2 separate regions of the Homo sapiens genome follow, and region 1 is linked to region 2. Evidence: chromatin loops called from intact Hi-C (ENCODE). Cell type or tissue: ovary. All regions are shown on one strand. Region 1 overlaps MARK3 (microtubule affinity regulating kinase 3). Region 2 overlaps PPP1R13B (protein phosphatase 1 regulatory subunit 13B).

Evidence for each region. A loop is a pair of places that touch in the nucleus more often than their neighbours do. Peaks named below come from ENCODE experiments on the same cell type or tissue, not always from the same donor. Only the 100,000 strongest peaks of a DNase experiment are listed, where the experiment ranks them.
Region 1: it touches region 2 in a loop (5-fold over the local background); 1 of 110 quality-filtered maps calls a loop at or near these places.

What each region holds. Positions count from the first base shown.
Region 1 is chr14:103,430,433-103,435,432 of GRCh38, reverse strand. All of the region lies in intron 3 of MARK3 (microtubule affinity regulating kinase 3), which reads right to left. Among named protein-coding and RNA genes, the nearest start is that of MARK3, 48 kb to the right of the region's middle. In ovary, no CTCF peak of the experiment used is centred here; no DNase peak of the experiment used is centred here.
Region 2 is chr14:103,738,523-103,743,522 of GRCh38, reverse strand. PPP1R13B (protein phosphatase 1 regulatory subunit 13B) reads left to right here. Exons shown (of 17, transcript NM_015316.3): 10 at 700-869; 11 at 1,232-1,733; 12 at 2,930-3,699; 13 at 4,500-4,637; 14 at 4,711-4,844. Among named protein-coding and RNA genes, the nearest start is that of ZFYVE21, 25 kb to the right of the region's middle. RefSeq lists an enhancer at 1-507. In ovary, no CTCF peak of the experiment used is centred here; DNase peaks (open chromatin) are centred at 2,022, 3,562, 4,252 and 4,652; H3K27ac peaks cover 1,152 bases.

The sequences.
Region 1 (5,000 bases), 310 kb after region 2:
CGTCTCAAAAAAATAAATAAATAAATAAAAATAAGTAAAATTGGAAGAAGAGAGAAATTAAGAACTTTGGGGGAAGTGAAGACAGACTAGGAGCCATTCTCATCTGGGGTGTGTACTGAGATCACCACATTTCTAGACCCGCCAAGATAGGACCTCTAGGGAGGAAAGTACTGTGAAGGAAATATGCTTTTTTCAAACTCCACAAATGTTTCTAATGCACAAGAAGGGTTGAAAAGTACTGGCTTAAGAAAACTAAATCAACAGTGCCCAAAATAACCCAGTGGTGGCAGCAGTAAAAGTCATTACACGACAGACCACATGAAAAGCATGAACTGGTTCTCCTTGCTTTCAAATTATAAGTTTCCCTGCTACATCCCATGACCAAGATTCCCTAGGACGCCAAAAAAGGCCACTACTGCTACTGCTACAGAGCTCTAAGCACTAACAGTGGCTCCAAAGCAAATACTAGCTTTAAAAAGAAAACAGCCTCCCTCTTCCTGGGTAGGTGTCTGGTGCTTGAGGGGTATCGGAGTGGACCAGGCTTGAGGGGCACAATGAATAACCCTATACCTTCCAATTTGAAATTAGAAGCAAAAAACGCTGCTAAAATATTAATTCACAGAATTGACTTCCAGAAATGACCTGATAAGATTATTCCTGACTGAACTAGATTCTGAATTCTTCTAGTTTTCTTTAATATCTGGCTACAACTTGCCAATGAAGAATGAGCTGCTCAATTTCAGAAGCCCTATAAACCAAAGCTGACAGCTTGATGTAAATTTCGAGTCTCATGCCTGATGTGTAGGCCACACAGAGAATTCACCAGAATGCCAGATGCCACAACCAGAGACATTCAAACTGCGAACCAGGACGAGAAGTTGTGGACTGCATGCTATGGACAGCTTTTCCCAAGACTGTCATAATAACAAGACTTCATAACAATGCTTTTGCCCCTCTTAATTTTTCCTTACTAATGCCTACCTCTTTCAGTTTGGCAGGATCATGCTGTAGCTAAAATTTCACAGTCAGTAGCTTCTGTGGGTAACTTGCACTCCCTGCTTTATACTTAGCCCGGTCACGGAATGCTGGGATGCCTACTAAACATGGAGGAATCTGTGCAGTTCATGACACTTCTCGTTGCGATTTGGGTATGGTAGAGCGGACAACTTGGTTAAAATTGGCAGACTCCTTGTTTGGCTATACAATTTTAGTTGATTTGGTTCATAAAAACCCTGGCTTAGGAGCATACTCTAAATGCTTGGTGTGATCCTCATGATAGTCATAATGGTAGTCTCTCTGGTACGCTGTATCCTCCCAGAGTGTTAAGTGTCTCCATGTAGCCACCTATCAGATGTCAAATGGTTCTCTCTGGCTAGAACAACAAAAACTCAAAAGAAACACACGATAATGAGAACACCCTGTCAACGGCATGCTGAAACGGGAAACTCAAAATGATGGCAACTGAGAACAGCAGGGATATCCTAGGTTTTGGTTACACTCTTACCTAGGTGAAAGCCTGACCAAAAGGGAAGAATTGTTAAATAAAAATTATAGGAAGCCATTGTTTGGGACTAAACTCCTGCATTAGGCCCCAGGAAACCAGGTTAAAATTAAAAATGGAGTAATCCCTGCTAAGATTCCACATTCCCAAACCTAAATTAAGTTGTTATCTGACCTTCCTAGAAATCAGAAGAAAAGGAGATAACAGCTAATTTCCCAAACAGGACAGTTTATTATTTATTTATTTTTTGAGGCAGAGTCTCACCGTCACCCAGGCTGGAGTGCAGTGGTGTGATCTCGGCTCACTGCAACCTCCGCCTCCGAGGTTCAAGCGATTCTTGTGCCTCAGCCTACTGGGTAGCTGGGGTATGTCACCACGCCCAACTAATTTTTGTATTTTTAGTAGAGATGCAGTTTCACCATGCTGGCTAGGCTGGTCTCGAACCCCTGGCCTCAGGTGATCCACCCGCCTCGGCCTCCCAAAGTACTGCCATTATTGGCGTGTGCCACTGCGTCCAGCCCCTGATTGAAGATTTAAACTGTCCTGGCTGAGCACGGTGGCTCAGGCCAGTAATCCCAGCACTTTGGGAGGCTGAGGCAGGCAGATCACCTGAGGCCAGGAGTTGGGAGACCAGTCTGACCAACATGGTGAAACCCTGTCTCTACTAAAAATACAAAAATTAGCCAGGCGTGGTGGCACACACCTGTAGTCCCAGCTACTCAGGGGGCTGAGGCAGAAGTATCTCTTGAACCCGGGAGGCAGAGGTTGCAGTGAGCCAAAATCACACCACTGCACTCCAGCCTGGGTCACAGGGCAAGACTCTGTCTCAAAAAAAAAAGAAAAGAAAAGAAAAGAAAAGAAAAAACTTCAATTGGCACAATAACAAAGTTCCTACTGCTTTAATCCTTACAGAAAAAAATGTAGTGTGAAGTAACCTGACATTAACTAATCGGTTACTTTTCTATGTGGTATAGTCTATTGTGGTCTATTGTTCTGTTTCCCTGTCCCTGCCTTACAAAAAAAAGGAATTCTGAAAGGACCAATACACTCTTTGTTCTTTGCTTCAGCTTTTTTTTGAGACAGGGTCTTGCTCTGTTGCCCAGGCTGGAATGCAGGGGCACCATCACAGCTCACTGCAGCCTCCAACTTCTAGGCTCAAGTGATCCTCCCATCTTAGCCTCCTAAGTAGCTGGAACTACAGGTACACACCACCACACCTGGTTAATTTATTTAATTTTTTTTTTGGTAGAGACGGGTCTCTCTGTGCTGCCTAGGCTGATCTCGAATTCCTGAGCTCGAGTGATCCTCTCGCCTCAGGCTCCCCAAGTGCTGGGATTACAGGAGTGAGCCACTGTGCCGGGCCTGCCTCAGCCTTCTTCAGCCTTTGCCTGTCTCTAAAGCCAACTTCTGCTCAGCTCATAGGGACACTTATTCTATTTTATGGAATGTAGTGTTGCCCTATTTTACAATCACGATAAGGCCAGTGGAAGGAAGGGAGGGAGGAAGATTGAGGTGGGTATAAGCAGGATTTCCCCACAAAGACCCTGATGAAATCCATAGTCAATAATGCTTTAATAAATCCTACTGGGTATTTTGCATATATTTGTGTTTAATGTTCCTTTTTTTCTTCCTCTGTAAATCTCATTAAAATTTAAAAACACAGGGATTTCCCTTTCTGTCCTACTCAGTCTAGATTTAAGAATGGTGGTTAAATCTTACTCAAAAAATGCTTTACTACTGGGTCAGCAGTATCAACTTGGATGAATTCTCCATTGAAAAGTCTTGTTCTTGTCTTGTTTAATATTTTAATTGGATGGAGACATCCATATCTAATTTACATAGCAGCTAATACAAATGACCCATTATTCCAAAATCCCCCAAAAGACTGGAATTAAGGCAGAAAATCAATTAAATGAATTTTAGCAGGAATCAAACAAATTCAGGTGGGAGGGGGGAAACAATTCCAAGTATGGAATAAAGTAGGCTTCTGTTCAGCGAAACTCCTGTGGGAGTACCCAAGGAGGCTGAGGGGATTTACTCTGCATAAGAGAAAATCAACAAGACCCAAAATAGCAACTTCTAAGGGCTGGTTATGTTTGGAGTAACTATAACTCCATATGACAAATGGTAAACAGTGTTGTAGAAGTTTCTAGAAGACAGATGCTAGTCTGAAGTAAGGGGAAAAGGCTCTAATAGCAAAGCCACTGAACACTGGAACAAGATGCTACGGGAAGGAGTGTGTCTCCATCCCTGAATGTGCTCAAGGTTGGCTAACTAACCAGCTATCATAAATACATTACAAAAAATCAATTATTTCATTACATGTTACAAATTTCTTGTTTTTTTTTGAGACAAAGTCTTGTTCTGTCGCCTCCTGGGTTCAAGCAATTCTCCTGCCTCAGCCTCCTGAGAAGCTGGGATTATAAGCATGTGCCACCACGCCCAGCTAATTTTTGTATTTTTAGTAGAGACGCGGTTTCACCATGTTGACCAGGCTGGTCTCGAACTCCTGACCTCAAGTGATCCACACACCTTGGCCTGGGCATGGTGGCTCACACGTGTAATCCCAGCAAGTGGAGGCTGAGGCAGGTGGATCACCTGAGGTCAGGAGTTTGAGACCAGACCAGCCTGGCTAACATGGCAAATCCCCCATCTGTACTAAAAATACAAACATTAGCCAGGTGTGGTGGCGTACACCTGTAGTCCTAGCCACTTGGGAGGCTGAGGGAGAAGAATTGCTTGAACCCAAGAGGCAGAGGGAGACTGCAGTGAACTCAGATCCCACTACTGCACTCCAGCCTGGGCAACAGAGCGAGACTCCATCTCAAAAAAACAAAAACAAAAACAAACGAACAAACAAAAAATTGACCTAAAAGATGCGTAAGAATAGAATAGTATTCCAGATATACTAGTGAGACATTGGAAGGTATATAGCCAGATGCTGTGGTGTGCATTTGTAGTCCCAGCTACTTGGGAGGCTAAAGTGGAAGGACTGCTTAAGCCCAGGAGTTCGAGTCCAGCCTGGACAACAGAGCAAGACCCATCTCTTAAAAAACAATGGAGAAAAATAAATCTCTCACCAGAATCTAACGTTTATTAATTCAATGGCTGCAAAAATACAAAGGAAAAATGAAGAGACTCATCTGTGAAAATAATATCAATTTGCAAACATAGTCAACTCAGGTTTACTTATATGTGCATTTAGTAAATGTTCATGACCCAGTATGCAAGCCTGAATATCATGAAACCGATATTTTAACACGTGTGTTCACTGTTAAAATACTGCCTGAATGAGCCAGTCCACCTTTTTCGGTAGTGGTGGTAAAAAAGAGATTGCACACTGCTGATGGCAGAATGTTCCTTATGATGAATGTTAGCTGCTAGGGCATGCTCCACAGCTTTAAATCACTATCTAAGAGAGCTGTTCCTGAAGCAAGTGTGATACAACTATGAATGGTGCTGAGAAGAAAAAAGGATGCAAGAATGACTGCAAAGGGGG
Region 2 (5,000 bases):
TGTGAGGGGCCTTGTGTTACAAGGGGATACTTCTGCACCCTTTTTCAGTTTGGAAAATACTCTGTAAAGAACCTGTCATTTCAGTGGCTTTCCTGAAAACTTGGGGTTGATGACCAGCTTTCTAATCACTGCAACAGAATGATAGCCTGCTCCTCCTGCTACGCAAATCAGTGGGAACCTGCACGGGCCTCCTGTGATCATAAGTTACCTTAGAGGGCAGAAATTTTTATCTCAATAATTAAAGTACTACAGGTCAAACCTATTATGAAGTCAAAAGATAAATCTTTTTTATTGCTCTATGTAATTGTATTCATAAATAGTGTTTCAAAAGTAAGGGCCAGTGCTTATTTTGTTTGGTGGTGCTGATGCAATGGATTTGACCTGTGTTAAAATAGGGTGCAGCCCCAGGCCCACACCAGTGGAGCCTTGGTTTGGCGTGAGTCTCTGGTAACACTTGAGGCGATTTGGGCGTTGGCAGTGAGCTGCCAGCAGAGCCCGTCCCTTGGTCTTGTGCACGGGTCTGTGGGTGCTGGAGGAGATCAGCAGTTGTGCATGTGGCTGGTGGTTGACCACTCGGTTAATGGATCTGCATCAGAATGGGATGTCCCAGTGCTGTTTTTGTTTCTGGCAGAGTGTTATTCTTAGGTTGGTTCAACTACATTGAGAAAAGTTTTACGTAAGTTCTGTGTTCTTTTCAAGCTAATGATGGAAACTGGCCAACATTAAAACAGAATTCTAGCTCTTCCGTGAAACCAGTGCAGGTGGCCGGTGCAGACTGGAAGGATCCGAGCGTGGAGGGGTCTGTCAAGCAGGGCACTGTCTCCAGCCAGCCTGTGCCCTTCTCAGCACTGGGACCCACGGAGAAGCCGGTAGGCCTGTGTCTTTACCACAGAACACAAGCGGGCTCTTCAACAGGGCTCTCTTCTGCCTTAGTACTAAGCTAAAGGGTATGACTTGTCAGGAGGCAAGTTAATCCTGTTATTGTCCAGACAACACCCAAAGTCCTAGAGGGTTACTGGGCCCTAAGAGCCTGAGCAGCCCACGAGTACACACACCTTTCGGTCAGAACTTTTGCAGACAGGCAATGAGCTCAACAGTGTGCCCCAAGTCCTGGTCACAGCCAATTTGACGGATTACAAATTCTACTGTGTATTCTCTTGGGAATGTGGGTGGAAATATTCTTAACTGTTCAAAGGGTGACTTTGTTTTTCTTCTTAACACCTAAACTTAGGGCATCGAGATTGGTAAAGTGCCACCTCCCATCCCGGGTGTAGGCAAGCAGCTGCCTCCAAGCTATGGGACATACCCAAGTCCTACACCTCTGGGTCCTGGGTCGACAAGCTCCCTGGAAAGGAGGAAGGAAGGCAGCTTGCCCAGGCCCAGTGCAGGCCTGCCAAGTCGACAGAGGCCCACCCTGCTGCCCGCCACAGGCAGCACCCCCCAGCCAGGCTCCTCACAACAGATTCAGCAGAGGATTTCCGTACCGCCAAGTCCCACGTACCCGCCAGCGGGACCACCTGCATTTCCAGCTGGGGACAGCAAGCCTGAACTCCCACTGACAGTGGCCATTAGGCCTTTCCTGGCTGATAAAGGGTCAAGGCCACAGTCTCCCAGGAAAGGACCCCAGACAGTGAATTCAAGTTCCATATACTCCATGTACCTCCAGCAAGCCACACCACCTAAGAATTACCAGCCGGCAGCACACAGCGCCTTAAATAAGTCAGTTAAAGCAGGTAGAGTGGGTTTATACTCTCCTTTTCTTGGGGCTAGGAAATTATACTTTTAATTAAGAAAATACTAATGTATTTCTTTACGTTTGGGCCACGTGCTATTTAGGATTAAACTTAATTCTTACATAAAAGTACAGCCTTGGGTGTCAGTGTGAGAAGGGAATGGAAGCTGGAATGCATGGAGGAGGCTGTTTTGCAGATGGCTCACAGTTCTCTGACTTCCTGTCTGAGCAGCCACCTCCGTGTGCTACTTAGGAAATCCAGCTCCGGGAAGGGTGAGATGTCGAGAATTTCCTCTTTTCCTTCTGTTTCGTGGTAACTTGTGCCGGGAGCTGTCCAGTGCGTAGAGGGTGGCCTTGACCACTGGCCCTCCTGGTAGTGGCTGAGCCCGACCCCTGGGCATGGGCAGTTTAAGGAGGGCGTCTGCTGCGTAGGAGCCTCCCCCATAGCCCAGAGGGGAGGAAAGCCTTGGTTTGGGTTATGGAGCTCAGATGTTCTAAGAAGGCAGCTGAGAGAAGGTAGCTTAGTTCCACACCTACCACAGAGGCTGATGGTGTTTCCGACTCTTACGGGAGGAAGCCGCGGGTCAGGTCTAGGCTAGGGCCTTCTTAGACATTCCTGGGCATTGGCTGCAGCTTCTAGACTCACAGTTGAGGGATTCCTGGACGTGCCTAGTCACTTCCTGCACAGGGACCTCCCAGGTGGTGGTGCAGTGTTCCCTTGTGGGGAGGGTTCTGGCTGTGGTGGGAAAGGCTTAGACCATTCTCAAGAGCTCCTGGACCTCCAGGTAAAACCTTCCTGCTCTGAGGAGGCGCGTGTGTCTCCGTCATGTGAGTTAGTCCAAGAATCAGATGCATGTTTAGTGGTTTTTGTCTTTTTCCTTGGCCAGAAAACAGGCAGGCTTGTCTGCGGCAGGAAAAGTCGGGTTAGCACCCTATTTTTTTCTTTTGAAAAAGCTCCAGTTCTGGAAACCCAAATGTAAAAACCGACACATTAGAGAGGCACTGCACCTTTCAGAAGGAGTCAGTGGAGGCTCTAAGAGGGGGAGGTTTCCTCAGAGATTTGAAATGAGAATTGAATAACAGCAGCAGATGTATATGTGTGTCTTTGCAGGAGCCTGTCTCTGGTGTAATCATAGGTGTGTATGACTAGATCTCTGTAGTGAGGTCAAAATTGCCTGTCCTTTGTGTCTTCCCCAGTGTATGGTAAGCCCGTTTTACCTTCGGGTTCAACCTCTCCATCGCCGCTGCCGTTTCTTCACGGGTCACTGTCCACGGGCACACCACAGCCTCAGCCACCTTCAGAAAGTACTGAGAAAGAGCCTGAGCAGGATGGCCCCGCCGCCCCCGCAGATGGCAGCACCGTGGAGAGCCTGCCACGGCCACTCAGCCCCACCAAGCTCACGCCCATCGTGCATTCGCCACTGCGCTACCAGAGTGATGCAGACCTGGAGGCCCTCCGCAGGAAGCTGGCCAACGCGCCCCGGCCCCTGAAAAAGCGCAGCTCCATCACAGAGCCCGAGGGCCCCGGCGGGCCCAACATCCAGAAGCTGCTGTACCAGCGCTTCAACACCCTGGCCGGTGGCATGGAGGGCACCCCTTTCTACCAGCCCAGCCCCTCCCAGGACTTCATGGGCACCTTGGCCGATGTGGACAATGGAAACACCAATGCCAATGGAAACCTGGAAGAGCTCCCCCCTGCCCAGCCCACAGCCCCACTCCCCGCTGAGCCTGCCCCGTCATCAGATGCCAATGATAATGAGTTACCTTCCCCCGAACCAGAGGAGCTCATCTGTCCCCAAACCACCCACCAAACTGCCGAGCCGGCAGAGGACAATAACAACAACGTGGCCACGGTCCCCACCACGGAGCAGATCCCGAGTCCTGTGGCTGAGGCCCCATCTCCAGGGGAAGAGCAGGTCCCTCCAGCACCTCTTCCCCCTGCCAGCCACCCTCCTGCCACCTCCACGGTGGGTGTCATTGCTAGACCAAAGCCTGGCCTTCCTGGTCATTCATGCAACCAGGACCTCTGGGGTCCTTCCCTTGGTCAGGCTGTGCTGGGAGCAGTGGGAACCAGGGATGTCCCTGAGTTACGTCTTGTAGGGAGGACGGACAGTCACACAGACAAATGGGGCATGAAAAGGCATGACAAATGGGGCTCGGCCACACAAATGCACAATGTGGCCAAGCCTTTCCCAGACAGCTGGTCAGGGAGCTCCAGAGGCTTTCCTGAGGAAGGGGAGCTGTCGCTGGCACCTGAAGGTCCTGTAGAGAGACGAGGGAAGAAGCATCTAGACAAAGGCCCTGGGTGGGAGGTCAGTGTTGACGGAGCAGAGAGGGAGCCAGGCGCCATCTCAGGGAACCCTCAGTGGGATTCTCTCCACTAGGATCTGGTGCCATAGCAGGAAGAACCCTGTCGCATGTGGGCAGGAACGAGCTGCTGGCTCCCATCAGCTACTTGGCAGTCACACGCCACCCTCCCTCCCACAGAGTCTTCCGAGGAGTGGCCAGAAGCTCAAACACAGCCGTGTCCCTCTGTGCGTGAGCCAGGGACTCAGGCCTCAGACAGGGCTCTCCCTTGTAGTGAGCAGAGTGGCCCTGGCCCTTATTTGAGGTGGTCACCTGGGCGCTGCTACTGCTACCACTCCAGGGCTGCTTCGCGGAGCCACTGTCTTTGGGCTTTAGCTCCCACCACTCCTTCCCAGCAGGCGTGGGTTCTTAGACTTCAGTGGACCACCTTTAACTGGAAAGCGTGCTTCCTTCCCAACAGAACAAGCGGACCAACTTGAAGAAGCCCAACTCGGAGCGGACGGGGCACGGGCTGAGAGTCCGGTTTAACCCCCTGGCACTGCTCCTAGACGCGTCTCTGGAAGGAGAGTTCGATCTGGTGCAGAGGATCATCTATGAGGTGAGCTGCAGCCGGGGACCAGTGCACGCTGCTGGGGGCGAGGGGATGGGCGCTCACAGGCCGTGTGTCCTAGGTGGAAGATCCCAGCAAGCCCAACGACGAAGGGATCACCCCACTGCACAACGCCGTCTGCGCCGGCCACCATCACATCGTGAAGTTCCTGCTGGATTTTGGTGTCAACGTGAATGCTGCTGATAGTGATGGATGGTGAGGCCCGTAGGAGTGTGGGGTGGACAGATTTACTTTCCCTGCTTTGCATAAGGAAAACAGGCGTGTTCTAGACAATTAGGAAGCACGGAAGAGAGAATTAGAGCAAGAACACCCATCATTTCATCCTTGAAAGACAGCTGTTGCCAGGGTTTC